Regions from separate parts of the Mus musculus genome. Here regions 1, 2, 3 and 5 are each linked to region 4. A link is a loop called in an ENCODE intact Hi-C map of the cell type or tissue named here. Cell type or tissue: heart. All regions are shown on one strand. Each heading gives the region's core, and the rest is flanking DNA. Links, peaks and the distances in the headings are about the cores only. Region 1 overlaps Gm30438 (a long non-coding RNA gene). Region 2 overlaps Ppp2r2a (protein phosphatase 2, regulatory subunit B, alpha). Region 3 has its middle 47 kb from the start of Stmn4. Region 4 overlaps Dpysl2 (dihydropyrimidinase-like 2). Region 5 has its middle 34 kb from the start of Stmn4.

What was found. Peaks named below come from ENCODE experiments on the same cell type or tissue, not always from the same donor. Only the 100,000 strongest peaks of a DNase experiment are listed, where the experiment ranks them.
Region 1: a loop joins it to region 4, with 2.7 times the contacts of the local background. A loop is called at or near these places in 2 of 42 quality-filtered maps.
Region 2: a loop joins it to region 4, with 3 times the contacts of the local background. A loop is called at or near these places in 7 of 42 quality-filtered maps.
Region 3: it touches region 4 in a loop (3-fold over the local background); 9 of 42 quality-filtered maps call a loop at or near these places.
Region 5: it touches region 4 in a loop (3-fold over the local background); 8 of 42 quality-filtered maps call a loop at or near these places.

Annotation. Positions count from the first base shown.
Region 1 is chr14:67,186,372-67,192,726 of GRCm38, reverse strand. It overlaps Gm30438 (a long non-coding RNA gene), which reads right to left. Exons shown (of 8, transcript XR_874742.2): 8 at 3,515-3,929. Among named protein-coding and RNA genes, the nearest start is that of Gm30806, 12 kb to the left of the region's middle. In heart, for the core only: a CTCF peak has its summit at 3,804 (motif pointing right); DNase peaks (open chromatin) are centred at 3,626, 3,846, 4,196 and 4,876; H3K4me3 peaks cover 1,296 bases; H3K27ac peaks cover 967 bases.
Region 2 is chr14:67,009,160-67,015,514 of GRCm38, reverse strand. Ppp2r2a (protein phosphatase 2, regulatory subunit B, alpha) reads left to right here. Exons shown (of 10, transcript NM_028032.3): 10 at 1-1,459. Among named protein-coding and RNA genes, the nearest start is that of Bnip3l, 3.5 kb to the right of the region's middle. In heart, for the core only: a CTCF peak has its summit at 2,858 (motif pointing right); no DNase peak of the experiment used is centred there.
Region 3 is chr14:66,388,414-66,394,768 of GRCm38, reverse strand. No RefSeq gene overlaps it. Among named protein-coding and RNA genes, the nearest start is that of Stmn4, 47 kb to the right of the region's middle. In heart, for the core only: a CTCF peak has its summit at 3,801 (motif pointing left); no DNase peak of the experiment used is centred there.
Region 4 is chr14:66,869,907-66,876,261 of GRCm38, reverse strand. All of the region lies in intron 1 of Dpysl2 (dihydropyrimidinase-like 2), which reads left to right. Gm5464 (predicted gene 5464) reads right to left here. Exons shown (of 1, transcript NR_157372.1): 1 at 5,257-6,355. Among named protein-coding and RNA genes, the nearest start is that of Gm5464, 4.2 kb to the right of the region's middle. In heart, for the core only: a CTCF peak has its summit at 2,705 (motif pointing right); DNase peaks (open chromatin) are centred at 2,701 and 3,411; H3K27ac peaks cover 1,342 bases.
Region 5 is chr14:66,374,999-66,381,353 of GRCm38, reverse strand. No RefSeq gene overlaps it. Among named protein-coding and RNA genes, the nearest start is that of Stmn4, 34 kb to the right of the region's middle. In heart, for the core only: a CTCF peak has its summit at 3,326 (motif pointing left); no DNase peak of the experiment used is centred there.

The sequences.
Region 1 (6,355 bases), core at 1,601-5,600, 320 kb before region 4:
GTTTATTAGGGGCTTACAGCTTCAGACAGCGAGTCAGTGATCATCATGGTGGAGACCATGAAGCACAGCTTCAGACAGTCAGGCATAGTGTTGTAGCCGTAGTTGAGAGCTTAGGTTTTGTGGCAACAACTACAAGGCAGAGAGAGAGAGAGAGAACGAGAGAGAGAGAGAGAGAGCTAGGTCTAACTGGGAATGGCATGACCTTCAATCCTGCCCCCAATGGCACACTTCCTCCAACAAGGCCACACCTCCTAGTCCTTCTCAAACTGTCCCATCAACTGCAGACTGAGCCTTCAAATATATGAACTGGGGATTGGGGGTGGGGCATTTTCATTTAAACCACCACACCACAAAACACCTCATCTTGGCCTAACGTAATAGCTGTACGGCAAGAACTCCATAGCAACTGCCTAACAGAAGGGAGAAAGTAAGGGAAGGAGGGAAGAAAGAAGGAAGGGAAAAATGGATAACCAACATTTACAAAGAAGAGGTTTGCTTTGACTCATGGTTTCAGAGGTTTGGGTCTGTGCTGCTTGGTTCTCTTGCTTTGGGCCTGTGGTAGCACAGTACATCATGATAAGAACATGCCAGGGAACTGCTCATCTCATCACAGCTAGGAAACAAAGACACAGGAAGAGCTTGGGTTCCAATACACTCGTCGAGGGCATGATTTCAGTGACCTAACCTCCTTCCATTAGGCCCTACCTACTAATCAGTTCACTACCTACCAATAATGCTACAGGTTAGGAACCAAACCTCAACACAGCATCTTTCAGAAAGAGTCTAGATCCAAAATGTAGTCTACTGCCATCCGTTCTCAGCTTGCATTGGCCTTCAGGCAAGCCAGGCCCTTTCACACAAAGCCCTGTATCTAACAAAGGATTTCACAGAACCTATGGAACATTCTATAGGAATAGGAAAAAATAAATAAATGGTCGCATGGAAAGCTCATCGCACCACTGTAAAGTCAAGAAATAGTGCTTGATCTTTAGCAACCAGATAGGAGCTTTGTTTGTTCGTTGGTTTGCTTTTCAAGAGAGAATTTCTCTGTGTGGCCCTGGCTACTGGAACTTGCTCTGTAGACCAGGCTGGCCTTGAACTCGGAGATTCACCATCCTCTGCCTCCTGAGTGCTGGGATTAAGGGTGTGTGTCATCACCACCTGGCAAATTGGAGTTCATTTAAAGAGGCGTGGCATCATGCACTCTGAAGAAAGACTCTGAGGCCAAGGAAACAGGAATAATAAAGAGGTGGCTGGCTAGGAAACAATATATGTAACACTTCCTGCCTTTTTGTGCAGAAAAAAAAAATCAATATTCAAGTGTTCCCAACCAGATAAATTTCAGTGGGAAGCAAGCGTAGTGTGGTTCCGGTTCCCACGTGTGAAATGCAGGGGCCTTGCGCTGGGGTCTGTTGTTTTATTGGATGCTGAAAACCCAGCTTTAAAGTCTGGGAGTTCAGTTCGACACAGAGCATATGCTAAGCGTTTGCCAAGCCCTGAGTTCATCTGGAGCTCTGCATGGATGAGCCTGCAGTCCTCATGAGGAGACAGTGCTCAGCAGGTGAAGAGCAGAAAACTATTTCAAGTCATGAGTGTGTGTGTGTGTGTGTGTGTGTGTGTGTGTGTGTGTGTGTACGGGTGTGCATGTATACACACATTATTTGACTTGCTGGCTTTAATTGTGGGCCTAGAAGGGATCTTTTCTCAGGCTGGAGAGATAGCACAGTGGTTAAGAGCACATGCTGCTCTTGCAGAGGACCCAAGTTCGGTTTTCAGCATTCACACAACAGCTCACAACTGCCTTAATTCCAGTTGCAGGGACTCTCTCTTTCTCTCTCTCTCTCTCTCTCTCTCTCTCTCTCTCTCTCTCTCTCTCTCTCTCTCTCACACACACACACACACACACACACACACACACACACACACACACACACATCTTTTAAAAGAAAAATAAATATTAAAAAATAAAGTCTCCCTGTCAATTCTTTATAATGCCTGTGCCTATTGTGAGCCAGGAATGGTAGTAGTAAGGACAGTGCCCAACACTGACAACACAGAAATAAAGGCCCCTGACTGACTGTACTTCCCAGGCCACAGAAAGCAGAGAGTGACCAAAAGTCAACAGAAGAGATAGTTTGGAGATTTACTGCTTGAGGAATGAGGACTAACCATGCAGGTTTCCAGAGACAGGTAGTAGTCGTAGGAAGTTAATAGCATGCCATTTCCAGAGATATACCCCAGATCTCAGGACTGGTTGTTTGGAAATTTTAGCCCCACCACACCCTGTGTCTCTTTCTGTAATAAATGTTTTGTAATGTACTTTTACTAAAGTTAAATCAGTATGCTACCCACATACAAGTTTTAGTATAAAAATGTAAATAAGAACATACAAAATAATACATATTCGGATATGTGAATATTCGGACAGTTATGTTATAAAACATCCTGTTTCAGATGCAAGCAGCCATGTGGCTTGAGACAGCTATAAGCGCAGACTGATACATTTGTATTTTACTATGATTCAAACAGCAGGCATGGAGCTATATCTGCAGTGGTGGCAACTTTCCTTTAAGCTGTCAACAAAACAAAGGCCAAACACTGCCCGCATCCACTCACCTGAGGTACTGAGAACCCACAAGCTCACGGAGACTGAAAGTAGATCAGAGGAAGCCCTGGCTAGAGGAGGCAGGATGGGAGTTCCTGATTACTGACTACCCTGTCTCTGTTTGGAGTCATGGAAAAGATTTGGAGATTGACAGAAACGATGGTTTCATAGCATTCTGAATACAAGTCAGCCACTGATGTTGTTCACTTAGAAATGGCTAAAACGGTGCCTGGAATATTGTATAGATTTTGTTGTAATAAAAGCTTCATCTGGCTACGGTGATAAGTGCAGTTCCAGTTCTTGGGAAGAAACGGAGGCAGGAGGATTACATGTTTCAGGTCAGCATGGGCTCCATAGAAAGAATAAGGGAAGGAAGGAAAGAAGGAAAGAAAGGAGGGAGGGAAAGAGGAAGGGAGGGAGGGAAAGAGGAAGGGAGGGAGGGAAAGAGGAAGGGAGAGAGGGGGAGGGAGGGAGGGAGGGAGGGAGGAAGGAAGGAAGGAAGGAAGGAAGGAAGGAAGGAAGGACCTTCAAAAAACTTGTTTGTAAATAAAATGGAGCTGGTCCTAGCTCTGGACTATACAAAGCAAGAGTCTGTCGCAGAAAATAAGAACGGGGTGGGAATGGTAGCAAGAAATGAAGTAAAGGACGGTGGGAGAGAGAAAGGAGGGTCTTACAGAAAGTCCTTTATGTTTATAAATGGAATAGACCTGGTCCTAGCTCTGAGAGTTAATGCATGGCATTCACCTACACAAATGTCCAGCAGGATATCTGAAAAACCTCCTAAGACAATATGAACTATCCTACTAGATGTCCAGCATGGCGGGTCAGCGCCACTAAATGCCAGTAAGGCTCCCCTTTATTGTGATGACCAAAAAAAAAAAAAAAAAAAAAAAAAAAAAAAAAGCCCAGGTTCAAATTGCCTTCTAGAAAGCAGCTCCGCCCCTCTTGAGAGTTAGGAGGCAGGAAGTGAAGAGAGAGCCTAGGCGGCGCCTGGGTTCTGGCCAAGGGCGTGCCTGAAGTCCTGGGGGAGCACGGGGGCAGAGGGCTCTGTAAAGCAATCAGCAGAAACCCAGATCTCCGGTAAACGGATCTAGCTGGAGGATAGAGAGTTAAAGGGAAAGGGACACATGAACTACTCGGTGAGGTTTAGTCCTGTTTTTATCCTTAACAGTGTCTCGGTTTCACGGTCGCAAAGCTCATTGCGCTCCCCTGCCAGACGGTGGAGCTAGAGAGCCTCGTACAGATCCCGGTCCACTGGGTTCAGGTTTGAGGCAGGGCTGACTCAGCCCTCCACGGATGACACAGCAGGATCGTCGACTGTGACCTGCAAGCAACAGCTTCATTTATTAAATAATTAGCTAATTCTTTTTTTTTCCCATTTAACTTTATCGACCTATTACAGGTAGGGCGATGGCATTGGAAGGTTCAGACAGAAACCACTAAGATAAGACGGGACTCTGACCCTGACTCTTAAGCAAGAAATTAAAATCTCTTGCAATCTTCTAAGTGTCCCTAGGCAACACGCCCAGTGGAGCTGCCCTAGTCCCCTCCTCCTCCCTGCGGACAGCCAGGACTTCTACAGGAGGTGGAACACAAGCAGTCACGCAGTGGCTCCGCCCACTTCCTAGCCAATCACTGCACAGCCTTCTCCCTCCTTCCTGGAGGCAGGCACCCGAAGGATGTCGACGCGTTTAAACAAGCCATTTCAAAGGTTTAAGGGCTTGGGAGGTAGTGACTTCCACAGGATGCTAGAGGGTCCTGGTTGCAGTTGTGATTCTAAAGCTGGCACTGTTGGAAAAAAACGTAGTTGGTAGATAAGCTGGTGGAGGTGGATTGTTTACCTCCTGAGGCTCTGTGCGCACATCGCAGGCACAAAAAACGGAATGGAAAACCTCTATTGTCACCTTTTCTACCTCTTTGGAGGTGGGGGCAAAAGGCTACCTGATGCCAGTGTTGTTTGGTGAACCGTTCAACCATCCCTCCCAGCAGTTGCAGAACTCTACTTTCTGGACTCCTGGCAGCTGCCAGGCATCTCCGTGCCATATACTAGATTCTGGCCTGCAAGAGCCAAGTCTGGTTAGTCCTTGCAAGCTGAGCCCTTTCTGTACTGTAATCAATGCAATGGTGAGTCCTCTGGACTAATAACCAGGGCAACTACACCACCAACATCATCAACATCATCTTCACCACCACCCATCCACCCACACACGCTTTTACAGCATCTCACTCGATCCAGGCCACACCTGGCCAGGCAGGTGCCCTTGTTATGCCCATTTTACAGATAAGGAAATAGGAGGCTCAAGTCACCTGCCTGGAATGCAGCAGAACCACTCTCAGCAAATCCCTTACAAAGGCAACCTAATTTGGTTCACAGTTTAAAGGGGGGCGGGGGAGCCGGGATGTGTCAAGCACGGTGGGGAAGGCACAGCAGCAGGAAGGTAAGACAGCTAGCTGGTCCTGGGTATGAGTGCTTTGCCTGCCTGCATGTGGTTGACATGCATGCAGTGCCTGCACAGGCCAGAAAAGGGTGTCGGATCCCTGGAACTGGAATTAGAAGGTTGTGAATTGCCATATGTGTGCTAGCATCCAAACCCAGGTCCACATACTGCAACTGACCCTGGAGCTCAGTGCTTCAGCTAGTCTGGCCACTCAGCTTGCTCCGGGGATTCTCTGTCTCTGCCTCCCACCAGTGATGAGGTTATAGGCAATCGCTTTATCCACTGAGCCATCTCCACAGCCCCACACTTCAGCTATTTTAAACCGCCAAACCTTTGATACCTTTTTGTGGCAGCCAAGAGGACAGTGCCCAGCGGTGCTGCTGTGTCTGGGCAGACACCATGAGTCTGGATGTGGGAGTCTAAAAACAGCCACCATCCACTGTCAGGTACATGGAATGTTACTGTTTGCATGAAACCCAAAACCGGTGAGGACAAGAACAACAGATTGTTCTTGTCCTAGTTAGGGTTATCATTGCTGCGATCAAACACCACAACCAAAAACAATGTGGGGAGGAAAGAGTTTACCTGGCTTGCACTTCTCCTGCACTGTTCATGGAAGGAAGTCAGAGTAGAAAATCAAACAGGGCAGGAACCTGGGGGCAGGAGCTGATGCAGAGGTCATGGAGGAGTGCTGCTTGCTGGCTTGCTCCTCATGGCTTGCTCAGCTTGCTTTTTTCTAGCACTCAGGAGCTCCAGCTGAGAGGTGGCACCACCCACAAGGGTCCAGGCCCTCCCCTATGAAACTCTAATTATGAAAATGTCTTCCAGTCTTGGGCACAGCCTGATTGTATGGAGGCATTTTCTCAATCGAGGTTCCTTCCTCTCAGATACCTTAAGCTTCTATAAGTTGACATAAAGCAATCCAGGCAACTCCTCTCTCTTCCATCCTCCCAACCTCTTTCTTGTCTGTTTTGTGCCCAATGTCTGCGTGTGAGAGGGGTTTCTGTGAGGGAAGGAATAGAGAGTGGGGAGCTTAGGAGCAAGCCGTTAGTAACGAAAAGGAACTATGTGAACTTGAAGTGGTATCTTCATCTCTGCATGCCCTGCTCGACCACAGCATCTTCCTTTATGTATCTAGGCAGAAATAGAAGTAGTTCAACCCCAACAGTCTTAGCAGTCCTCTGATGATGCTTCAGAAGCACTTACAGCTGCTGCAGATGTCCTAACTGGTAGGCGCGCAACCATTACTTTAAATATAGTGTGCACTACACGGGCTATGACATCTGGTAATTTAACGTGCTGATAACAAAGT
Region 2 (6,355 bases), core at 1,176-5,175, 140 kb before region 4:
AGGATCATGGTTCTGTGCGTCCATGTGTTTGAATATACATGACTGTTAAGAGTTCACAGTCTAGAAATGGCTAGAAGGTTCTGGGGTTTTTGTTTTGTTTTTGTTTTTATGTGTCTGTGCTTGATTTATCTGTTAACAAAGTTGCTGTCAATGAGAACCACAGTTGAGGAGCTTCACTCTGAAGTCTTCTTCCAGTGCTTCATTTCTTTGCCTTAGGAAATACCAAGTAGACAAGTTGACTTTTCTCGCTGTTCAGGCACAGTAGACTGGAATTCCGTCTGGAAGTAACGTGGTAGATGAAACCGGATGCTGCACTAAAGAGCTGTTTTGTACTAATTGCTGTGGAATCACTGAATTGTACTTTGCCATAGATACGTCTTTTGGTTTTCCAAAGGTATATTCGGGACAAGCTTTTAAAGGTACGGTGATGCATGGACTGCAACAGCTGCGTAAGCACCAGATGTGTGATGATCCACAGTGTTCCAGTGCTGAGGCCCTAGCCAAAGATGGAGAGTGTCCCAGTTAGTGTGGGATGGACCGTGGTCAGTCCTGCAGGAAGCTTTATGGAGAGAGAATGGACTTTATTTTTAAAAGATGAATGAGCAGGCATTTATATGAGAATGGTAGTATATTTTGATTGAACAGTAATATAACAATGTTGAATATAGAGGACTCTGCGTGCTTATATATTCCCACTGCCTATTGTTCTTCAGTAATGAAAATGATTAAACAACTCCACCACAATTCCCTCTACACTTACACATATATTATGTCTTGTACGTTAATATTTTTAGCGCACAGGAGAAATTTTATGTAATAAAGTTACTGTATCTTTTGGAGTTAAATTTGAATTTGTATTTAAACAAAATGTCTGATAATTCTTAATGGCACTTTTACTAATTTATTTGGGGGTTGTGGGTGCATTCTTAATCTCTTTCTTTCTTTGGCTTGTATAGTTGCGAATCTAGAAGGATCCACAATACAAAGTTTTGATGGGATAATTTCTCATATCCTTTGGGATAGTGGCATTCCTATGGTTTGGCTTTGAGCCACCAAGCAGTCAGTAGAAGTCTTTTTTTTTTTTTTTCTCAAATGGTAGTTTTTATGATTCTCACCCATCACTATAAGGCTTAGTTTTGTATAGTTGGAAGAGACCTGTCAACTTAAGATATCAGGAATGCTATTAATAACCTATAATAATTGTTTTTCTAATATATTTGGTGTAGCAAACTAAGCCCAGCCACTCATTTTATATAGTCAACTTTTTATTAATAAAACTTATAGAATAAATGTCTTGTCAACTTGATTGTATTTTGCTAATCTCTGACGATCCATACAAATATTTAACCCTCTTGTAATGTTTTTGAAGTGCTGGAATTTTTTTGAAGATCTCTCATTCTGTTAAAAGTCAGTTTTCACTTGGTGGCTGGGCAATAAAAATTGGTAATATATAAACCTATAATAGACTTCATAATAACTAACTTCTCAGTATCAAGTTGTATATCCATTTCTCTCAGATTTTTTTTAAAAAGTATTCCTGAAATTTTTATTTAAACCCCTAAATCTTAGACATGATACTTTGTTGTGTTGTTGTTGTTATTACTATGTGTGTGGTGCCTGAGTGCATCTGACACAGCATGCATGTGGAGGTCAGAGGACAGCTGGCAGGAATTGGCTTTTCCACCATGGAGTCCAGAGATCAAACTGTAGGTCTTCAGGCTTGTTCACTGCTTGCACTGCTACCCCTAACCATCCCACCAACCCTAGAGAAATGCAAACAGAGTCACATGTAACTTACTACAGTAATATGTTTATTTTTAGAAAATTTGTGTGCATGTAGAGCTAAGCAGTGCTGGCAAAAGCATTTTTGGTGAAACTTAAACCATTCAATTATTTAAGAATATCCATCTTTTCTATACCACATGATTTCAAATAGAAATAATTTGTACTGTCTCTCCCTAACGCCACCCAAAATTGCTGACTGGGCCAGCATCAAGATGGCTCAGTGTGCTGGGCGTGGTGATGCACGCCTTTGATCCCAACACTTGGGAGGCAGAGGCAAGCGGATTTCTGAGTTCCAGGACAGCCAGGGCTACACAGAGAAACCCTGTCTCAGGGGTGGGGGGTTGGGGGGGGGGAATGATGGCTCAGTGCGTAAAGGCACTTGGAACCAAACCTGATGATCTGAGATCAGCCGACAGAACCTAAGTGACAGAAGTGTATCTCAGTAGTTGTCCTCTCCCCTCCACACCTGCATGTCCTCTCTTTCGCACACACACGACATTAAAAAGTAGTGTGTTTAAGGTCTGCTGTGGCCATATACCTTCAGTCCCAGCACACTAGAGACAAAGCCGAAGCCTACTCTACAAAGTCTCACAACATTCTAGATAAAGGCAAGGAGCTAATCCCTTGAGTTCAAGGCCAGACTACAAAGTAGGTTTCCGAGCTACCTATGAAGAGTCTGTCCCCCTCTCTTTCCCAATTTAAGTGTGTCTAAATAATGAATCTTACCAATTTTCTAAGCTATTTGAGAACCCTTAGTCTATCTAAAGATGGAGAGTTGAAGCTGTGTGAGTTTCTTACACAGCATTCTTATCATGTATAGTGAATCTGTGGGACCTGAGGGGGTTCTCAAATGTTTAAGATACTGGGTCATGTGGGATGCACTAGCCCTATGTTTGAAATAGAGACTTTACAGATTTGAAGTTAACATAAAATGGCCCTTCATAACACCTTGCTTGTCACATAGACAACCACAAAACTTCGGGTTCTACAAAGAATTCTTCAAGCAGGAAGTTAAACTGGCATAAAAATATTTAGAAATAGGACCAGCAACCGGTTTGAGTAGTTTCCCACCAGGGGGCAGTAGTTACATCTTGACCAGCCTCTGTGAACTGTTTGTGGATTGTATAGACAGGTATGCCATTAAAACCCAAACCAGGCCAAGTAAACAGTGATTTTAAAGTGTGCTTGTATCCAGGTTAATGATTGGAAGTTAACATAAAATGGCCCTTCATAACACCTTGCTTGTCACATAGACAACCAAAAACTTTGAATTCTACAAAGAATCCTTCAAGCAGGAAGTTTAACTGGCATAAAAATATTTAGAAATAGGACCAGCAACCGGTTTGAGCGAGTTCCCACTAGGGGACTGTTTGAGACCCGTGATAGACATCCAACGCCTGTTTGAATGCACCAGGCTCTCTGAGAAAGGACTTACTTACCATTCTTCCCTTGCAAAGGCAGATCTGATAAACCTTGTTACAAGACCAAAGACTTCACGCACACTTGTGCAGAGTTAACAGCAAGGTGTGTAAATACGATTCTCTGGACAGTTAAAAAGCGCTTAAGGCGAGAGAATGTTCACTCAAACGTCCTTAGGCCTGTTTTTCTAGAGGAACTGGGTTCATCCTATGTAAGCGTAATGCCTTCCTATTTCCCCCTGATTCCCATGTTGAGGATTTTGTTTTGAGATAAAGGGTAGTCTTTTTTTTTTTTTTCTTTCTTTTTTTTTTTTTTGGTTTTTCGAGACAGGATTTCTCTGTATAGCCCTGGCTGTCCTGCAACTCATTTTGTAGACCAGGCTGGCCTCGAACTCAGAAATCCACCTGCCTCTGCCTCCCAAGTGCTGAGATTAAAGGTGTGTGCCACCACCGCCCAGCTCAAAGGGTAGTCTTGAACTGACGTTCTTGCTTCTCTGTCTTCCAAGTGTGTGCTGGTGGGTGACTTTCAAGTATTATCTATAAAGAGGATTTTCTTGTCTACATAGCCACACTTGTGTGGATTTTCCATAGCCAGTTCCTGGTTTTGATTTTTGTTTTTATTTTGCAAGTAGAAATTAATAATCATCCCAGTCTCAGTGTAAAAACTATTAGTGTACAGCCCTACAGCCAGAATTAGTACCTTATGGGATAGGGACATTACAGATCTGGGACATGATGACAAAAATGCGTTCCAAGGGCTGACCAGATGGCTCAGTGGGTAAGAGCACTGGCTGCTCTTCCAAAGGTCCTGAGTTCAAATCTCAGCAACCACATGTTGGCTCACAATCACCCGTAATGAGATCTGATGCCCTCCTCTGGTGTCTGAAGACAGCTACAGTGTACTTATGTATAATAATAAATAAATATTTTTTAAAAATTATTTCCAAAATAACAAAACCTTGAATCATGATTATATCAACCATCTTCTTTCTTTTTTTTGGGGGGGGGGTGGTATTTTTGTTTGTTTGTTTGTTTATTTGAGACAGGGTTTCTCTAGCCCTAGCTGTTCTGGAACTCACTTTGTAGACCAAGCTGGCCTCAAACTCAGAAGTCCGCCTGCCTCTGCCTCCTGAGTGCTGGGATTAAAGGTGGGTGCCACCACCGCCCGGCTATCAGCCATGTTTTCACATCTCTAATTGAACAAAAACTGGCTTTTCACTTTTATCCATTTAAGAAAGAAAGGAAATGGTGACCTAGGTTGGGTGTGGTGGTGCACACCTGTAATCACAACAGCCTCGAAACAAGGAAAGGGTGAGGAATCCAAAGTCATGCTCAAGCAATGCAGGGTCCCAGGCCAGCCTAGACTGCAAGCCACACTATCAAAAAGGTTCGGGTGGGGCCAGAGCCATGGCTCAGGATCTCCTGTGGCACCTACATGGTGTATCATAGCCATCTGTGATCCCAGTTCCAGAGGAATCCAGTCAATCTTCTTGCCTTGGGGGGTGCAAGTCATGGAGATTGTACACATGCATCCACCCATGCACACACATACACGCAAATAAAAGGTTCATACAGAGTCTGAAAGAAACAGAACAATGTGACCCAGTTTGTTTGCCTGCTCCCAGTGTTTCTAGTCTGGATATAAGATTCTTACAGAGTATGCTCCAAAGAGTACATTCTCAATATGAGGCGTGTTTCTTTTCATTCCTAGTTGGATCTTTTGAAAAATCTGTCTTTTTGCTTTAATTTTCTATTTACGTATTTGAGAGGAGGCATGCCTGTGGAGGTCAGAGAATAAGATGAGTGGTCTATTTTGCCTACTTTGCACTATATGTTAAGTCAGTCTCAGGTACATGAAGTACTTAGACATAAAATGAGAAGACCCAGAGGAATGTTTTTATACCTGCATTATGCCTTTATAAATATAACACTGTATGTGGGAGGCCTAAGAGATGATTTTTATCACTATTTATGTGTGTATGGCACTGTGTACATGTGGAGGTCCAAGGACAGTTTGTGGGGTAGGTTCTCTCCTTGTACTATGTGAGCCCCAGAGATTGAACTCAGTATATAACTCTGGGCTGCAGCCCAGCCTTTAACCGGAGTCATCTCACCAGAGAATTGGGGTTTTATAAATGCATGTGGATGTTTGCCTGCACGTATGTCTGTGTACCATGCGGGTTTCTCATGCCCTCAGATGCCGGAAGACAGCATTGAGTGCCCTGTGAACGAGCTGTCATGTGGGTGTTTTGAACCAAACCTGAGTCCTTTGCAAGAGCAGCCAGTGTGCTTAACCCCCCAAGCTATCCCTCCAGATCATGTTTTTGGATGTCAATTCAAAGTGACAAAGACTTATTGTGTGTGCCTGTATTTATGATTTAGAGGGGGAGGGCATATGCCACGGTGCATTGGTGGAGGTCAGAAGGCAACTTTGTTAGCTTTCTTCCCATCTACCGGGAGCTCCGGGCAATGAACTCAGTCTGCAGGTTTACTCAGCAAGCGCCTTTACCGGCAGAACCATCTCACTGGCTGGTCCTAGATTTAGTATTTCCGTGTTTGGGTATCTCAGACCATATTTTTAAAAAAGACAATTACATGAAAATTCAACAACTGCAATTAAAGCAAAGTTAAAAGGCAAGTACAATATTGAGAAAAACATTATACAAAAATCGGGTCAAGGAAACTTGACAAAGATACGACGTAGGAGTATTTAGGAACATTAACAGAGTCAGCAACCAGCGTACAGGAGGTAGGGCATTTACAGAGATAGATAACAACCAGGGTTTGGGTAAATCTGTATTTTCTTTTCCCTTTTAATTTGTTTTTGAAGGCAATGGGTCGCTCGATAGCGTAGGCTGCAGGGAACTCGAAATCCTCCTGCCTCAGTCTTAGAAAGAGCTGAAATAACAAGTGTGCGCCACGCCCAGCCATTGATTTTTTTTTTAAACCGTGATTACATGTTACCTTTGCAATTAAAATGTTATAAATTCCAACAAGGTGATTAGCTCCAAGGTACCTCCCACGGTATTCTGTGGGAGGCACAAATGGATGTTTCACTAAGGGGAGGAACTGGGGTTTTCTGCTTCTTTAAAGCCACGGGTGAGTTCTTAAGTGGATACTGCAGGCGTGGGAGGGGTTCCATTCAGGCCCCG
Region 3 (6,355 bases), core at 1,552-5,551, 480 kb after region 4:
GTAGAAGCATCAGTGCTGTGCTCTAACATAGGGGAGTTATGATCCAGAAGGTTAAGATATAAAAAGAAAAATGCTTATAAAAGTGTTTTAGATTGATAAGTGCAAGTGACAAAGGTTAGAGGATATAAAAGAACTTGGATGGTGATGGTTTAGAAATAAAATATACTTCAGAGTAAAGAGGTTTAATTTTGGTAAATGCAAGTAAAGTTTTTTAAGGTTGGTAAATGCAAGTTATAAATTCTGGAGCATCTAGGAAGATGTTTCAAGGCATATAAATGCAAGGTATACAGATGTAAGAAATGATTTAGGGAAAATGGGAAATGTTTCATATTTTCCCCACATGCTATTGTTATTTCAAAGTTCAGAATTTCAGCATTGATCAGTGGAGTTCTGATAAGCTAATGGAACACTGGCAGTTTACAATTCAGTCATAAGCTCAAGATTTTTATTTCCCTTTGGTTGTCTTCTGAATATGAACTTCAAGATGCTCCCCATCATGCTAAAAGCATCTCTGTTCAACCTGTGTATCCAGCCCTCTGGACTGAGAAGAGAATGTTCTGTGCCTTTTAACTCAAACCTACAGCTTTTACTCAGTCCCAAGGGCATGAGTCTACTCATGTTTTCTAACAGACCCACGTTAACTATATTTCTAAAATATGGATTTCAATACAATGGTAAATACTATTGTACAGCCTTTTGTAAACTAAAGTTTACATAAACTTCAGTGAATCAAGAGTCTTAAGACTTGGACCCACCTGTAACAGATAAAATGGACTCCAGATAAGCAAACCTGTCTGTTCTGATCCAATCTAGCAGGTGACCCCATATGTAAATTATATAAACTAACATATATCATACAAGTTAGAAATTTTATATATTGTAACATATATAATAACTACATGTACACACATGTGTATGTATATATAAATTATCCACATTAAATATAATTTATACAAGTTAAATATAAATGATATACATAGAATATAATTTATATGCATTGAATATGATTTATATACATTAGTATATATTGTATACAGTAAGTATAAATCATGTGCATTAAATATTAATTATATTTTAAGTGAAAATAATATATATTAAATGTTAATTGTTTAGATTGAAATGTGAATTAAATATGAGTTAAATTATAAAATGTAAGTTATAATCTATATAAAGTACATAATTTTGCATTCCTCAAGGACAGAGAATTATGGAATGAACCCATGGAGCTCTAAAAAATCAGTTACAAAAATATTTTAAAAGGGGAGTTGCATACTCCTTCACCAAAAAAAAAAATTTATTTTGAATTTTTAATCTTGGATGCCATGAGATTCTCTGCTGCTGTGAGTCTATTGTACCCTACAACTAGGCATACTTATGCCCAGGTAAAATGAAAGGATCCACTTGCTGGCATATGGCATGATCCCAATCAGGTATTAATATGGGGAAGAGAACATGTTTGTGTTTTTTTCATGGGATGCTGAAGGAGCGTGGTGGCTGCTAGAGTGATTGGTGAGACATGCTGAAGCTGGGACAAAGAATGATGCTGACCATGATCTTGCTGAAAGCCCTGACAACGGTGATGAGGAAGGTGTTCCTGACCCACCTCTGCTATATCCTTCTGAGTACTTATGACCTCTAATTATACTCAGTTGTTAGGATTTCCTTGGTATGAAAATAAAAAGTATTCCAAGTTGGTGAATTACACTGCTAGGGGCCAGGGCCTGCCTATTTGTTTTACTAGAAATACTATGAATGCTGGATGTGTTTCTGTGAACCCTAAGACTTGGAAGAAGAATATCTCTAAGGCTATAGTGCAAAGCATTAAAATGGGAATGCCTATATTCCAGACTGGACAAGCTGCCTTGCCTCAGACTTTTAGAATTTGCAGAATAGAAAACATGAAGACTGGAACCTGCCTTCAAAAACTTCAATCAAATGGAGTTGTTATAATGGCCCTCCTCTTTCCTTTAACGTGACCAGCTGTCTATCCCTACTCAATCATGGACTGGTCTGGAAATCAATCCAATACTGGACAAGCAAATGTCAGTGGGCATTTGGAAGGCAGGTTCTAGACATTTTGAGAGACATGTCTGGAGATTGGCAGCTGTCTTGTACGATGTTATGTTTGCTGTAGATAAAAATGGAACAGGTTGGGGTTGGAGAGATGTCTTAGCAGTTAAGAGCACTGACTGCTCTTCCAGAGGTTCTGAGTTCAATTCCCAGCAACCACATGGTGGCTCACAACGATCTGTAATGGGATCTGATGCCCTCTTCTGGTGTGTCTGATGACAGCTATAGTGTACTCAGATAACTAAATAAAAATCCTTTCAAAAATCAAATATTTAAAAGAAAAAAAACTTACAGCAACAAATAAAATTATCTAACAAAGACCTAGAGTATTACTAGGGAAAAGAGATTCTCTAATTAGACATATATGACTTTATATAATAAGTGTAAGATCATAAAAACCTGTGTTCTCAAAGAGTGCTGTTCCATTGATATTCAGATCAAAGCTTGAGGTTTCTATGCACAAAGAGAATTCAAGAGCATCAAGCAGATGGTTAGCACCCCTCATTAGGAGTAGGAGCTTATTCATAAAATACAGTTATTCATTTCATTTGACACACACAAAAAAATCAAACATGGAGAATTGAAACATAATTCCAAATAGACCTTTTAAAAAAGGAACAGGTTTTGTGATTAAGGTGAATGTAACATCCTGTGTTACCCCACCTAATCTTCTATTAGTTGGGAATGTTACCTTTGATGTAGGCTCTGATAATGAGTACAATGTTTCTAGACTCAAGGCTTTCATTTCTGACCCACTGCAATGGTGACAGTGAGAGTCCTTGCTCGTAATAAAGACCCTTATGTGTTTGCATTGGAATTGGCTCCTCAATGGTCTCTGGGGTCCCTGTGACCTGGACATAACATCTTGGTGCATTGGCTGAGAACCCTAAGACCCCCAGTACTCCCAACCAAAGGGACAGGAGGCCAGCTGGTAAAGACATGCCTCATTTTTGGTCTTTGTGTCAGTGTCTTGTCTGTCAGATTCGTGTGTGTGTGTGTGTGTGTGTGTGCGCGCGCGCGCGCCTTGACTGCCTGATTTTTCTTGATTATTCATGGCAGGAGACAACTAAAGCAGACATGGAACCTGTACTGGCTAGTTTTGTGTCAACTTGACACAGCTGGAGTTATCACAGAGAAAGGAGCTTCAGTTGAGGAAATGCCTCCATGAGATCCAACTGTAAGGCATTTTCTCAATTAGTATCAAGGGGGAAAGGCCCCTTGTGGGTGGGACCATCTCCGGGCTGGTAGTCTTGGTTCTATAAGAAAGCAGGCTGAGCAAGCCAGAGGAGGCAAGCCAGTAAAGAACATCCCTCCATGGCCTCTGCATCAGCTCCTGCTTCCTGACCTGCTTGAGTTCCAGTCCTGACTTCCTTGGTGATGAACAGCAGTATGGAAGTGTAAGCTGAATAAACCCTTTCCTCCCCAACTGCTTCTTGGTCATGATGTTTGTGCAGGAATAGAAAACCTGACTAAGACAGAACCCCCGCTACATTGGACATTCTGGAGGATCATAGCCAAAGAAGCTTGGAAGTCATTCCAAAGCCTAGCATAAAGGACTGAGTGCCCCTGGGGTATGGAGTGTCCCTGGTGTTAATATCTGGGAAGGATGGCGTGGGCATGGAACCCGCTAGCAGATATGGAACCCTGCTATACCCCTCACTACCTTAGCCCTGTCTTCATTTTTTTCCTCCATAAAAGTGGAGGAATCTGCTGGCTAGCCTTTACCACCCCCTTGTGGCTGTCTGTTTTGTGCGAGGCACTTTACTATTCTGTAACTGAGACAATCAACTCAGTCTTAGGGCATTTTAAGGAGATCAAGGTCCACAGACACAATTTGTCAGTGAAGATTAGAAAAGGGAAAATGGAGACCTTTTATAAATCTGAATGGCCTATTTATGATGCAGTATGGACCCCTGAAGGTACCTTCCAACTAGATATCATCCTGGAAGTCCACAGATAGGTCTTTGCACATTGGCTGGGGCACCCCAATCAAGTGCCTTATATGTGGTCTGGGAGGACTTAGTTTCTAACCCCTCACCTTAGGTTAAATCCTTCTTACCAATGGGACCTAGACTCAGTGATTGGCCATAACAGAATGATCTCAGCGACAGCCGTCAGGGCAGAACCAGGCTGCAATTAAACCTTCAGACCCTCTCTACCCTGTTTTACAGGCTAGAATGAATGAAGACCTCATTTCCCCCCTCCCTATCGACCCATTTCCTAGCCCTTACAGGACCTTTTTATAGAAGAAGGAGCTTCACTGGAATCCCTGGTCCCTGCCATAAAGCCTTCTCACCACAGAAGAGCCAGGACCCACCTGAGGAATGCAGAGTAGAAAGGGAGCACGCAGAAGAATAAACAGTTAGGCCTGACTCTAAAGTCTTCCCACTAAGAACTAAGAGCTTCCCGGCCCAGGACCAAGACAACCAGCCTCACATCTATTGGTTTTATTGTTTTGGGGTTTTGTTTGTTTGTTTGTTTTTTCTTTACTACTAGTGACTTATATAATTGGAAATCTCAGAATGGCCCCTTTTCAGAGAACCCCTGTGCCTTCCTTGATAACCCTGCTATAAACTGCCCTTTTTACCCATCAGCCCACTTGGGATGACTGTCAGCAACTATTACAGGTCCTCTTTACAACAGAAGAGAGTGAGAGAGAATCCAGACAGAGGCCAGGAAATTGTTTCCTGGTGTCTCTGGGGTCCCTACCACTGAGCTGATTTAAATCAATGAGGAGTTCCCTACCACTTGCTCTGATTGGGATTGTAATACTGCTGAAGGTAAGGGGAGACTCCTTGGTCACCACCTGTGAAGGTTTGAATATGCTTGGCTCAGGGAGTGGCATTATTTGGAGGTGTGCCCTTATGGGAGTAGATATAGCCTTATTGGAGGAGGTGTGCCACTGGGGGCATGGACTTTAAGACTCTCATCCTAGCTGCCTGGAAGCCAGTCTTCTCCTGTTTGCCTTCAGAACAAGATGTATAACTCTCAGCTCCTCCTACACCATTCCTGCCTGGATGCTGCCATGTTCCTGACTTGATGATAAAATGGACTGAACCTCTGAACCTGTAAGCCAGCCCCAGTTAAATTTTGTCCTTATAAGAATTGTCTTGGTCATAGTGTCTGTTCACATTAGTAAAACCCTAACTAAGACACCACCAGACTTGATTGGGGTATCTCAAGGCTGAAGCTTGCAAGCTAACCAATTTAGGCAACGTATATAATATTAGACAGGGACTGGAAGAGAACAGCTGCCTTCCTTGGAAGAGTCATGGAAACATTTAGGCAATACACTCATGGATCCCGAGTCTCAGGAAGCAAAGGCAGCAGTAGCCATGGCATTTAATAACCAGTCTGCTCCAGATATTCGCAGAAAACTTCAGAGAGTTGAGAGACTTGGAGAAAAGAGTCTCCAGGATTTAGTGGCCATGGCAGAAAAGATTTTTTACAATAAGGAAAGTGCTGAGGAAAAACAGGTAAGGGCTGAGAAACAGCAGAATCAGAACCTAGACAAGATCATGTTAGCAGCAATGGCTGAGCCTGAGCATCGGAGAGGGTGCCCCAAACAGCCGAATAAAGATGAAGGTAAGAGAGGACCTAGAAAAGGGGACATTCGCCCCTAGCTCGGCAAAAGTCAGTGTGCCTAAAGGAGATACAATATGTCCTCCTCATAGGAGGACTATGTCCTCATAGGAGGTAAGAGATGGCTATTCCAAGCCAGGAAAGAAACAGTCTTGAGAATCCCCACACCCAAAAATGCAAGGGAAGTGAGGGAATTCCTGGAGGTGACAGGCTTCTGCAGCCTATGAATCCTTGGGTTTGACAAATTGGCCAACCCCCTATATGAAGCAACCAAGGAACAGTCAGGATTCACATGGACTGACAGTCATCAGAAGGCCCTGGATGCACTGAAACAAGCTCTCCTTTCAGCCCCTGCCTAAAGGCTGCCAGATATAACTAAGTTCTCCAACCTATTGGTAGACAAATGTAAAGGAATAGAAAGAGTCCTAACCCAACATCTGGGACCATGGTGCAGCCTGGTAGCTTATCTGTCCAAATGGCTCAATATAATAATAGTTGCAGGATGGCCATCCTGCATCTGCATAGTAGCAACAGTTGGCTCTCCTGGTGAAGAAATGCAATAAGCTGCCTTTGAGACAGAGTCTGGTTATCACCACTCCCCCATGCCATCGAAGAAAGCCTAAAGCATCCTCCAGATCACTGGCTTAGTAATGCCCACATGACCCATTATCAGACTCTATTGCTGAACCCTACCAGAATTTCC
Region 4 (6,355 bases), core at 981-4,980:
GAGCATGTCCCCAAGTTCAAGGAAATAAAAAGTAGCGAGGAAGAGGCTGCGATCTAGAAGGGAGAAGGAATGGGAGCAAATACAAATTCTGGAATAATCCTCAGTTGAACAACCTCTTCCTACCTGATTGGAGGGGAGACGAGAACTCTGCTCTGGAGTGATACTCATCTGTAATCCCAGCACTCGAGTGGCCAAGGCAGAAGGACCAAGAGTTCAAGGCAAGCTGAGCTCTAATGGTGAAATCCCGTCTCTAAAAGGCCAAATGGGGGCAAGGGAGAAAGAGTAGGTACATGTGATTCCATCCCAGGAACTTGGTACTCTCCAGGCCATATTACTTTCTTGCTGAGCACTGGCCTTGTTAGGTAGTGAATTCCCCAAGGCCAAGCCTCAGCATGAGCCACAAAGATGGTCAAGTTCTGTTAGCTCTTGAGAGATGGGGGCAGGGTGACAGAATCAAGGACATCTATCAGGCCGAGGAACAGAAGGGTGCTGTGCAAACGTTGGACCATGAAGTTCACCTGGGAAAGAAGAAGGGATTCTTTCACTCTTGGTGACAGAGTGAGGAAACAAGGGCTCAGACAGCTTTGAGAATGGTCAGTCCAAGTCACTGAGGCCATGAGAATGAAGGCAGGAGGGGCTGGAAGGAGAAGGCCTTCAGGAAGAAGGGGAGGAGACAGAATGTGTATGTACGGATTTCATATGGATTTAAAGATCTCGACATTGTGATTGCCTTAGTTAGGGTTTTACTGCTCTGAACAGACACCATGACCAAGGTAACTCTTACATTTCATTAGGACTGGCTTACAGGTTCAGAGCTTCAGTCCATTATCATCAAGGCAGGAACATGGCAGCATCCAAGCAGGCATGGTGCAGGCAGAGCTGAGAGTTCTACATATTCACCTGAAGGCTGCTAGTGGAATACTGGCTTCTAGGCAGCTAGGATGAGGGTCTTAAAGCCCACGTTCACAGTGACACAGCCACTCGAGCAGGGCTACACCTTCTAATAGTGCCACTCCCTGGGAGGAGCATAACAAACCGTCACAGTGATAGCAGTCAGTGTAGCCAGAATTTTGCTGCTATAACAAGCAGACCTCAGGTTTTATGACTTTAGCATAGGAGTGATTGGTACATGCTTCAGGTGGGTACTTACATGAAAATCAGTTTAATTTGGGTGAAATAAACCTAAAAAAAAAAAAAAACTCAATCACTCTAGCCATGTCATAGGGCTCCCCAGCCACATGGGGTGAGAGGTGACTTGGTTGGGGGCACAGCAGGTGCAGCATGTCTCCCTTGCTGCAAGATCTCTGTTGGCAAAGTGTCGCTCCCTGATTAGAAAGGGAGTGGGAGACAGACTCTCACTCCAGGAGAGGTTTGCTCTCAGACATGGACACACTCTGTCAGGGTTGCTTTATGAAGTGTTGCTGTGGGGCCAGTTTGCTAAGACTGAAGGTCAGAGGCAACAACTCCTGCAGTGGCTCTGCTGTCTTGCATGCAAACGTAGGCCAGACTCTGGTAATTCTGTAATTCTGATGAATAGTGAAGATTTAAGAATGTTGGGCCAGTGGGGGATTTCGCCATCTGTTTTTGTCCATTGTGCCCTGAATGTATTGATAGATATACTCACTGTGCATCTAGACCTCCACAGGCCTATGAGGTGAACGTTATCCTTCCAGTGGGGAGAAACACTAAGCACTGTTTCATTTAAACGTTGGTATCCATCTGTGCTGGTTCTCATGACCGGAAGTCCAAGGCTGCCCGGAGAAACTGGTTTTAGTTGGGGGCAGGGAGAAATAAGACAAGAAAGGGATGGATTTGGGGGATAAGGGAAAGTGTTTTGGAGTGGGGGGTCAAGGATAGAAATCAGTGAAGACAGAGATGTCAGGTAGATCAGCCAAACCTTGCTCCCATACAAGGCAGAGCCTGAGTTCTCCAAATCAAGTGCTTTATCATGAAGACAACAGGCTTGCTGAACTAAGGGGTTCTTGGATTTGAATATTTCTCTTGCTCCAGCAAGAAGCTGTGCTTTATTTGAGGCCTCTTTGGGCTTCACTTTCTCCATCTATATGATAGGATGGGAAGCCCTGGTAGGGCTTGGGGAAAGATGAAAGATTTGTATTGTTTTTTTTTTTTTTTTTTTTGGTATTGAATTTGAACTTTGTTGGGGGTCAAATTCAGGACGTTGCATTTTGGGAGCCAACTCTCCCACTGAGCCAGACCTGCACATGGATTATGTGTTCAAGGTCTCAGCACCATGACTGACGGTGTCAGTCTGTTCTCCATAGATGCTGGTTCCTACCTTATTAGCTGCACAGTGACATTGCATCCGATTGGATTGATATTGAAAGCCAGAGAAGCGGAAAGCTAGCAGTGATGTTTAGCCCTCTTTTGTAGAATGAAAGAGCAGGCCACACTGCACTTTGGAGAGGAGAGGAAGTTCTCAGTAGGGGTGAAAGCTTCCTGCTAGCTCAGTTTCTTGGTTTCCACTTTCAGAAATAGAAGGTTTGGTCCTGTGGCTCAGTGCACAGAGGAAAATAATCTTGCTGAACTCAGCTGTGGAAGATTCAGGCCCTGAGGGTGGAGGCAGGGTCAGATAATTGGTGGGCAGACTGGCTCATATCACTGGGACTTAAAAGCCCTCTCCCAGTGTGAAACCCCAATGCTCCAGGATAAAGGAGTGAACTATGTGCATACTCTTCATTGGCCACCAGGGGGAAGACCTGAGACAGGAAGGCCAGCTAGGTCTGGGTGTCTCCATCAGGGACAGAGACCTCAAGGACATTCTGTATTCACACATACCAGGGTGCAGTGTGTGTAATCCTGAGATCCTTTGGGTGGTGTCTGTGCCAACTGGAGGCTGGAAGAGAAAGCTCGATTCTGTTTGCTTCTGTGGAATACCCTGATTTCCTTTGTGTCCCAATACCCGTCTTGGCCTCATGTAGTCAGGGGATCTTCAGGACCCTTTCAGAGCCCAAAGGGGGCGGGTAGTTCATATGGCCCAGTTCTGGTAAAAGTAGTCTATGACTGTTCTGATGATCCTCACTGAGCCACACCCAAAAGATGCACCCATGGAAGGTGGTAGCTGGTCTGGTCTCATGTATGTCTGCTTAGCTGTCCTTTGGCAATCTGGGCCCTTTGGGGTTTCATAGTCAGAAAAGCAGTCATCCTTGCCTGCACCCATCTGCAGCCCAGCACCCTGGTCAGAGCCTTTTGGTTTTGGCAACCCAGGATCCCTGCTCCTTCTCTTGGCCGCTGTGTCATCCTAACCTCTGCAGACCACATCGGACGGAGGCTGCAGCTCTGGGTAACTGGCCGCAATGGCTCAGGGGGGTGTTGCGGTTTTCTTCTTGGCCACATCTAGATTCCGATCTTCCCGTCAGCATTTTGTTTCCGAGTGTCCCTTCCCTGTGATATTCTCAATGTTGGGCTTCCGCAGCGCCTCAGAAGCAGAAATGGTCACTTCAGCTTTCCACATGGAAGGAAAATGAAACTAAGAACCTTGGAGGGCTGGGTCTGGACAGATACTGTATTGGGCAAACTACTGAGGAACTGAGAGCAGCTAGCTAGTCACCCTGGAGCATCAGATTGACAGCCTTCAGCTCACCACCCCACTTCCTGGCATAAGCACCTTATAAAGCCAGGGTGGGTGTTATCTCTACTCCATTCATCTCCACAAGCCATCTTTTCAAAACATAAAGCTCTCCTGCTGCACTCTTTACAAGGGTGAGCTGTCAGCAAGACTCTGTCACAAGTTCTTAGCACTGTGAGTACAAAGAAAGAAAGAAAGAAAGAAAGAAAGAAAGAAAGAAAGAAAGAAAGAAAGAAAGAAAGAAAAGAGATCTACCCTCCCGCCAGGCTCGGGGCTGAGTTGCACCACACAGTATAGGAGGCACATAGGACAAAGGTATGGATTAGGGAGGAAGGATGAAGAATGATGGAGAGGAAGGAACAACTTCAGAGGATGAGGGCGTGCCTACACAAGAGATGCTTGCCCAGCAAGCACAAGGCCCTGAGTTAGAGCCTTTCTCTGTCCAATCTACTCAAAATATAACTTTAGAAAATATAGTCATGGGGATATTTTCCTAGGGGCTCCTTGTATGATTCTGAGGTTCATTTCAAGATTAATGAGGCTCCTAGCAGTTAGGAGAAACAACATAAACTGTAGGCAGCTTTGTTCCTTGTCCCCTCTTCTCACAAGAACAAGCTTTGCGAACAAAATTCCACTGAAGTTCCAAGGACCAGGGGGTGGGGGTAGGGAGCTGTGTGGCTGGAACCAAGACCCACCACAGTGACTGTGCCCAAAATAAACTGAGTCTGGTGTGGTTTTTGGCATGGTGGTGATGTGGAAAAGCCTTTTGTTTTTTTCCCCGTAACAACGAAGCGACAAAGCCTATTTATTTATGTACCAATCATTAACACGTACTATGAGATCAGGCTGCATGCTGCACAGCATCTATTTTATCTGAACAAAACAAAACAAAACACAAAAAAAATCCCAACCAAACAAAAACCAGAAGTGAAAGGAAAGAAAGCACAATGTGCTTTTCTACTTCTTTATTTTGAGATACGGTCATGGAAAGCTGGACAGACCAGCAGTGAATCTTGTGTTTCTCCTGCCTCGGCGTCCTGAGTAGCTGCAGGTACAAGCCTATGCCAACAGGCCCAGCTAAAGGCCACTGGGCTCTGAGCACGTAGGCAAACACTACTATTGGGAGGTGTCTTTTTCTTCTCTGCAAGAAGAGGTTTGCTTTGAAGCTCTGTATATCTGCTGAGCATGGGGACTGTCTGGGAGTCCAGGGGGCGGCTGAAGTCAGTCTCAACTCCCCCTTCAGTTTATTCCCCAAGACTGCGCCAGATGCTTGGGGTGTTACTACCATAAGGACTGTCTCACAGGGACACCAATGCTTGCCCTTTCCTGGTTGGTGTTGGGTGAGGAATTGTAGGGAGGTGGGCTCTGGAAGAGACTGTGAATGCAGAATAGATAGATTCATCCTTGTTGTCAAGCATTTAACTTTTAAACACCCAGAAGTCTTGGAGACTGGCACCAATATCCTATTCCCAGATAATGATTTCCTAGGAATTTTCCATTGAGTGTCTTTACAGAGAGTTAACAGTTACAGTTCATGGTAACCGATCGGTCAGTCTAGATGCTTCTTTCTCATCCCTTTTTATGTTCCTGCACTGAATTGAGCAGAAAGTTCACTAAGATATGCAACTACAAGTATTTTCCTTCATTAATTAAAGTTTGTTTTTTTTTTTCCTGGGCCTTCTATGTGCCAAATACTCTCTTAAGCTCCAGCCAGAGCAGATAAATCAGTTTTAACCTTCTGTCTCTGGACATTTATGGGCAGAAATGTCAATTATCATGGGTTAAGAACCTTGCGTGTCTGGCTATAGGGAGGAGCTTGACACTAATGAGATGGATAGATAGAACCAAACAAAATATTTCACAGCAAATTGGTAAATAACAAGATGAATCTAAATCCATTAAGATCAAGTGCAGGAAAGTGCAACAAAAACAAACAATGTAACTAGAGGCTATTTTGTTTAAATTAATGTGAATCTCATTAACCTTGCCTAACAAGTAGTTATTTCCCCTGTGATTTAATAGGGCCCTCCTCCTGCTGACTGCTAGCTGAACCTTACAGTGGGCTTTCCTGGAAAGTTTTGCTTTATTTTCATCGATCCACCTATCTTTCTATCTTCTATCCATCTATCTATCTATCTATCTATCTATCTATCTATCTATCTATCTATCTATCTACCTACCTACCTACCTACCTACCTATAATACTGTCTAGGTGGATCTTGATCCAATCTATGCATGTATGTATGTATGTATGTATGTATGTATGTATGTATCCATGCATTCATCCATCCTTCCATCATCTATCTACCTACCAACCTACCTATGATACTGTCTAGGTGGATCTTGATCCAATCTCTGTATGTATGTATGTATGTATGTATGTATGTATGTATCCATTCATCCATCCTTCCATCATCTATCTACCTACCAACCTACCTACCTACCTATCTATGATACTGTCTAGGTGGATCTTGATCCTTCTTTCTCTGCATCCCGAGTGCTGGGACTACAGCGCCTACCTAATGGCTGACACCAGTATTTAGGTACCAGCTAGCCCAGCTAGTGCACATTATCCAGTTGGAACAGGACATAGGGACTGGCTTCTGTTTTCAAGATGCACAGCTTAAATCAGAACTTAAAAGTGAAGACTGCCTCATAACCCTCCCTCAGGGACTGTAGATTTTTAAGGCAGGGGTTGAAAGGGTGAATTTTACACCTCCTTTGAGAATAGAAAGGCAGAAGACCCCTATCGTGTGGCCAGGTGCAGAC
Region 5 (6,355 bases), core at 1,197-5,196, 500 kb after region 4:
CACTGTGTACTCAGAGGCCATGGCTGTACTCAGATGCCTGAGCTAGAACAGGGTCACTCACTGCCAGCAAAACGTTTTGGTAGAAGGAAGGAGAAAACTAAGCCTACAAAGAAAGAACTTTCTTTTCCCGGAGACCACAGGAACTAGCAATCCCAACCTGGGACCAGAAAGCAGAGCAAACAGAAATAGGTAACAGATGTCGTGATTTATTTAATCAATATTTAACTGCCGGTAACAGCAGGAACTGAGTGTCTTCTACAGAAAGAGCCATGTGAGCAGCTCAATGATTAGGGATTGAGATGAAAGACCCAGATGTCTTCCTGATTCGTGTTGGGAGTTGTTTGTATAAAATCTGAAAGCTACATGCAAAGGACCCATTCTCAACCTGTGGGTCAGGACCCCTTGATGGTAGAACAACCGTTTCACAAGGCACCTAAGCCCATCTGCATATCAGATATTTACACTATGATTCATAACTGTAGCAAAATTACAGTTATGAAGTAGCAATGAGATATTTTTATGGTGGGGAGTCACTTACAGCACGAACTGTATTAAGGGGGTAGCAGCATTAGCAAGGTTGAGGTGCGGTGATCTAAAGGAATATACATGTTACAAAACAAAAAGCAAGTGTTGTCCTACTGACTAACAAGTCAGATAAACTTGGAATAGCTGAATATGGAGGTCATTGATTTTCATGTAGGTTGTTAATTAAAGCCGTTAATTTGATCCACTAAGTATTTAAAAGAGCAGCTCATTGATTATCAGTGAAATCTAAGACAAACTGTCATGGGTAATGAAAAGATCCTAAGTAGACGGCAATTGCCAGCTTTTAAAATAACTGGAGGTTTGATCGAAAGGAACCCATGAGTGTAAAATTGACTGAAGGGGTTTTTAAAAAATATGAATAAATGCCAATACAAGTTCAGCCCACACAACAGAAGCGGGACAAGTTGGTAACGGAGTAAACGCTTGGAACAACAGCAGGCAGTGTTTATTGTCAATTTGACAGTCTAAAGTCACCTGGAAGATGGGCGTGCTATGGAGATTATCTTTATTGCATGGGGCAGGAAGACACGCCCACAGGGGGTGGGGCCATTCTCTGACTGAAATCTGAGACTGTAAGCAAGGAAGAAGTGTGCTGAGCAGTGGCACCTATGCCTTCGGTCCTTCCCCTCTGCTTTGGACTATGACTACTAATGTGACTATCAAACTCAAGTTCCGGCCTTCCAGACTTCCCTGCAGTGATAGGCCACGATCTGGAGGTGAGGGCTAAAACAGACCCTACTTCCTTAAACTGCTTTGCTGGGGTATTTTATCACAGCAACGGGAAAGGGAACTAACACAAATGGTAAATAGAACAGTGGCTGTTGTGGAAGACCGTAGGGGTTGGCCAGAGCCAGGGACCCTCCCCTTTTGACTAATTATGTACCTCCCATGGAAGAAACAAGCTGATCCTCTCCTCCTAGGTCTCCTCCTCCTCTTCTTCCTCCTCCTCTTCCTCTTCCTCCTCCTCCTCCTCTTCCTCTCCCTCCTCCTCCTCTTCCTCTTCCCTCTTCCTCTTCCTCCTCCTCCTCTTCCCTCTTCCTCTTCCTCTTCCTCCTCCTCCTCTTCCTCCTCCTTATTTCTTTTGAGGATAATTTGATTCTTGTACAAATATTGCTGCCTTTGTTTGACTTTGGATTTGGACAAACCTAGAGTCAAAAAATGTCCCCTTATTTATACTTTACAAGTTGTCCCATATGAGGCAAGGCACCTCCAGCCTTCATCTCTTCTTGGTAAAATGGGGCTGGTAAAACCCATCTAGTGGGCTTTAAGGCTTAAACTTAATCAAGGATTCAATAAATAGCAAAGTGACTGACAAGGAGCTGGACACTTGGTTACTGTTGCCTGTCTTTTAAATGTTCCTGCTCCTCTCATGGTCCCCTAGCAATAAAATCCAGTGGCCTTCCGGAGTGTAAAGAGGGGTAAGTCACAGGAAACGCCTTCAACATTTGGAGTGGGTCTAAAACATTATCAGCCTAGCCAAGAGTGTCAACTGGTGCATTCCTAAAGCTGTTGGCAGCCACTGCCCTAGTGGACTAGGGCAATTGTTCTTTCCACAGTTTGAGAGGACCAGACCTCCCTTTTCACAATGAAGTGCAGGGAGGGTGACTCCCCTCCCCCACCCGAGAGGCAGTATGTGTGAGCAAATTCTCAGTCCTTTTTTTTGTTGTTGTTTTTAAAAATCTCTTTTAATAAGTTCTGTTTTATGATCAATCACAAGTAGGTTATTCATGGGAGAGGAGGTGCCTCTCTGGGGAAAATACACTAGCAGAAGATTGAATTTAAAGCATCAGAAACGATGTGACAAGATGTAAAATAATACTATGCTAACCTACAAATGACTTATTAATGCTGTGGGCCATGTCTGGGGCGTGGCCTCATTTACCCAATAAAATTTATGGATGGATAAAGACATTAACAATGAATAATTTCAGTCTGTGGTATCCATGGATACATAGCTCAATTGGAAACCATTTCTTAGGAGTTCATAGGCAGCCATTAATAACCATTGAGTCTTGGCCACACAGCCTTTGACAGGCTAGCTTATCAGAGCTCCACGCCTTGCTGGAGAGACTTATGTGAGCGCAAGGCTACAAGGAAACCTACACTTAATGAATGTCTATTAACGTCTTGAGGAGAAGATGAGGAGTGATTAGCTGAGAGAGTTAATGAATTGTCTGTTTAAGTGGGTTTACGAGGCAAATGAGCGTGTGGAGGTGAAATAGGACATCCAAAGACGTTCTGGCTCAAGTACACTGTGAACCTCTAAAGCATGAGCATGCAATATTTCCCGAGCTTGTCAGATGAATGGAGCCTTTCTTCTCAGAGAATTTTAATGAAAACCACATTGAGAAATGTGGGGAATGGAGATAAAACATACAGAAAATGTAAACAAGTCAGATAAATATGGTGCACTTGTGTGCATGCATACAAATTGTGTGTGTGTGTGTGTGTGTGTGTGTGTGTGTTTCTCTCAACAGGATACTTTTATCCCATAAATAACAACAGCAGCAGAATAGCTTCCTAAGCAGGCTGCACCATACAGCATTTGCATGACCTCAGTTTGCCTGCCATTACCATCAAAGGAAGAAGCAATCCGATAGCTCATTGGCATCAGCTCTTGCAAAGCTATAAACATCCCAAGACCCCTCGTCACCATGGCAACCTTATCCCTAATTACCAACTGTAACAGCTATGGTTGCAGTCGCCTCTTTTGTGCAAATTTGTCCTGGAGAATTCTGGGCGGTTCCCGTAGTAGAAACAGTACGAACGCCACCTGCTGGTCATATTCCTGTACTGCGCTAGCTCCCTGTGATCTCTGGGGTCCAAAGTCAAAGCCAAGAAAATAAAGCAAGATGAACAATCATCAACTCCAGAAAAGGGGTTCAGGGAGTGGGGGAGGTTTGGGGGAACGAGGGGTCACGAGGGAAAGTGACTGTGTGTAATTTTTACAAAAATAAACTTCCGTTCTTATCTTAATAAAAGTAAGGGTCCTGGAAACAGTGACAAATCTTCAAAGCATGATAGAAAGCTGAGATGGGAACATAAAAATTTGAATGTGAAAACACATGTGTTTGATATTAAGAAATGTATTGGAGTCCGTGTGAACTCCTAGCAGAGACCTGCTTTAAGTGCATTAAATACTGTCAACTTGCTTTAAGATGGCAGTGTAGAAGCTGGGGAGACCCTCACCTGCAACCCCTGCACTTGAGAGGCTGAGACAGGGAGGAACTGGCATTGAAAGCCACCTGATGAGTGAGATGCAGATAAGCCTGTGAGATGTAGCAAGACCCTACTGCATAAACTTAAATGGCAAAATGTGTCTAGAAAACTGCTAAGTGTGATTATCAGATATGAAGATACACCAGACTGTCACAGACCAGCTTAGGGAAATTAAAAATCGGAGCCCTGGGGTGGTGGGGAGGAATGCCCATAAATTCCCCTGGATGCTTATTCGCTTAGGATAAAGTCCTATCATCTATCGAAAAATGATACTATTAACATATGTTCTCTTTATTTTGTTATTATTCTTTCTCCTGTTTCCTCTGTAGTAAAAACATTTCTGAATTTGTATTACACAATGGTTAAAATTGGTTTTTTCTATGTTGATTCCTATGCATGTCAGAATTCTGATGTGCAGCATTCTCTAATGTCAGTATTTCTGTGTTTCTTTCTTCCTCCTCTCAGCCCACATTGTGTCTTAGTTCTTGTTACCCTTGTCTTTGATTTGCTTCATGGCTTCTTGAATTTCCACCGCAGAATCTATTGACATTGGTTTTCTTTTCCTTTTATATGAAAATTACCATTTCTCTCAGAGTAGCCCACCTGCCTGTGCAACTAAGTGTAATGAGAGCCATTATTTGGTGCTTTGATCTTTTTTCACGATTCTTATTGGTTTGGGCGGGGGGGGGGGGGGTTGGGGTTTAGAGGGACAAGGTCTCAGTCTGTCCCCGTGGCTGACCTAGAACTTGTGAACCTCTGCCCCAGTCTTCTGGATGCTGAGATCACAAAGGCACATGGCTGCCTTAGGCTTCTGAGATCACATACACACACACACACACACACACACACACACACGGGGGGGGGGGGGAGTGGGGAGTTAGCAGGCCTCTGTGCAGGTTTTTCCCGTGTGTTTACACATCTTTGAACACAAATAGTTTCTGTGCCCCGAGGTGGAAAATTCTCCTTTAACCCTTTCAGTGCCCTAGAATGTCTGAAGAACCATCGGCTCCAAGACATACAACAGCGATGCGCTCCGCCACCCAGTGATGCACACAGCCTAGGTGACAGAAAGTGCAAGGGGAACACCCACAAGGAAAAAAGAACCCTAGAGTAACCCCAGAGGCAAATCCTCCTGATCCATCCACTGTGTGCCTCAGCAACATTTCCTCCCACAGATCCTGTGCTGGTTTTAAAGGTTGGTGTCCCCAGAGGGCTGCCTGAGGCCTTTCCCTTGTTTATGGTGTGTTGTTTGGTTTGTTTCATTTGTTACTATAACTCCAGGAGGTTTGACCTTTCTTAAAATGAGAGCACTCAGGCCAATCATTCAGTCCCAGTGAAGCTGAGCTCCAGTAGGGAAAAGGCCACAGCCCTTGAAGTTTCTCGTGGGAAGGAGATAGGGCCTTTATTTGCCTTTTTCATTAGTTTGACTATATTTTATCTGTTTGTTGTTTTGTTTTGTTTTGTTTTGTTAGTATACGAAGTGATTGGTCTCACTATGGGATCCTCAGACATACTTTGATGTGTGAATCCTTGTCCCTGTCTCCTCCCCTGCCCCATTTCCCACCCCCTCCTCCACACTCTCACCCCTTCTCTGACTCCCTTACTCCCTCCTCCTCCTCCCCCATCTCTCTCTCCTCTCCACCTCCTTCTCAGTCCCCTCATCTTTCATGTCTTGTTCTGTAATCCTCTTTCTTCCTCTTCTCTCAACCTCCCTTAATATCTTTTCCCCTCTCGTGGGTCCCATTCTAGTTCCATGACCCATACACACACCCTTACGCTGAGACACACACATAAAAATGATGAGAGAAAGCATGCAATCTTTGGTTCTCTGGGTCTGCGATGTTCCTCTGCTTACGATAATAATTTATAGCTTCATCCATTTCCAGCAAGTGCCATGCTTTTGCCTTTCTTTAAGACCTAATAAAATTCCATTATGTATGAACCATATTTTCATCATCTGCTCCTCTCCTGATGGGCGTCTAGGCTGGCTCTATGTCCTGACTATTTTAAACAGGACAGTGGTGAACACAAATGAGCCTGCATCTCTGGAAGAACTTAGAGTCCTCCTGATGCTGCTGCTTGGGACCCTGGAATCTACCAGAAAGGTCTGTTGGAACCATTTGACCTGCCCTAGCCTCGGGAAGATAAGAAAGACAAGTGGAGCAACTGCCACCAAGCTCTTGGCTGACCATGATGACTGTCCGAGTCAGCATACAAATACAACTCTCAACAGAACAAGAGATAGTTCATTCTGGAGCCAAATGTGAGTGATCACAGCCCCAGGTACAGAGATGTGGGAGACCTCAAATTCAATATTCCAATGTGGTAAGAGCTTTATGAAGTTTTAAGGTATCAGGACTGTGAAAGTCGCATATTGAGGTACTTTTCGAACACATTGGTGGAAACATTAGGTGGATGGGTTAACGCAACGCAGGCATGTCTTTGGTGGTCTGAAGTTAGTATATTTGGGGTACTGGAGAGATGGCTCAGTGGTTAAGAGCACTGACTGCTCTTCCAGAGGTCCTGAGTTCAATTCCTAGCACACACGTGACAGTTCTAATACCTTGCAAAGGTTTTATACATTAGTCAC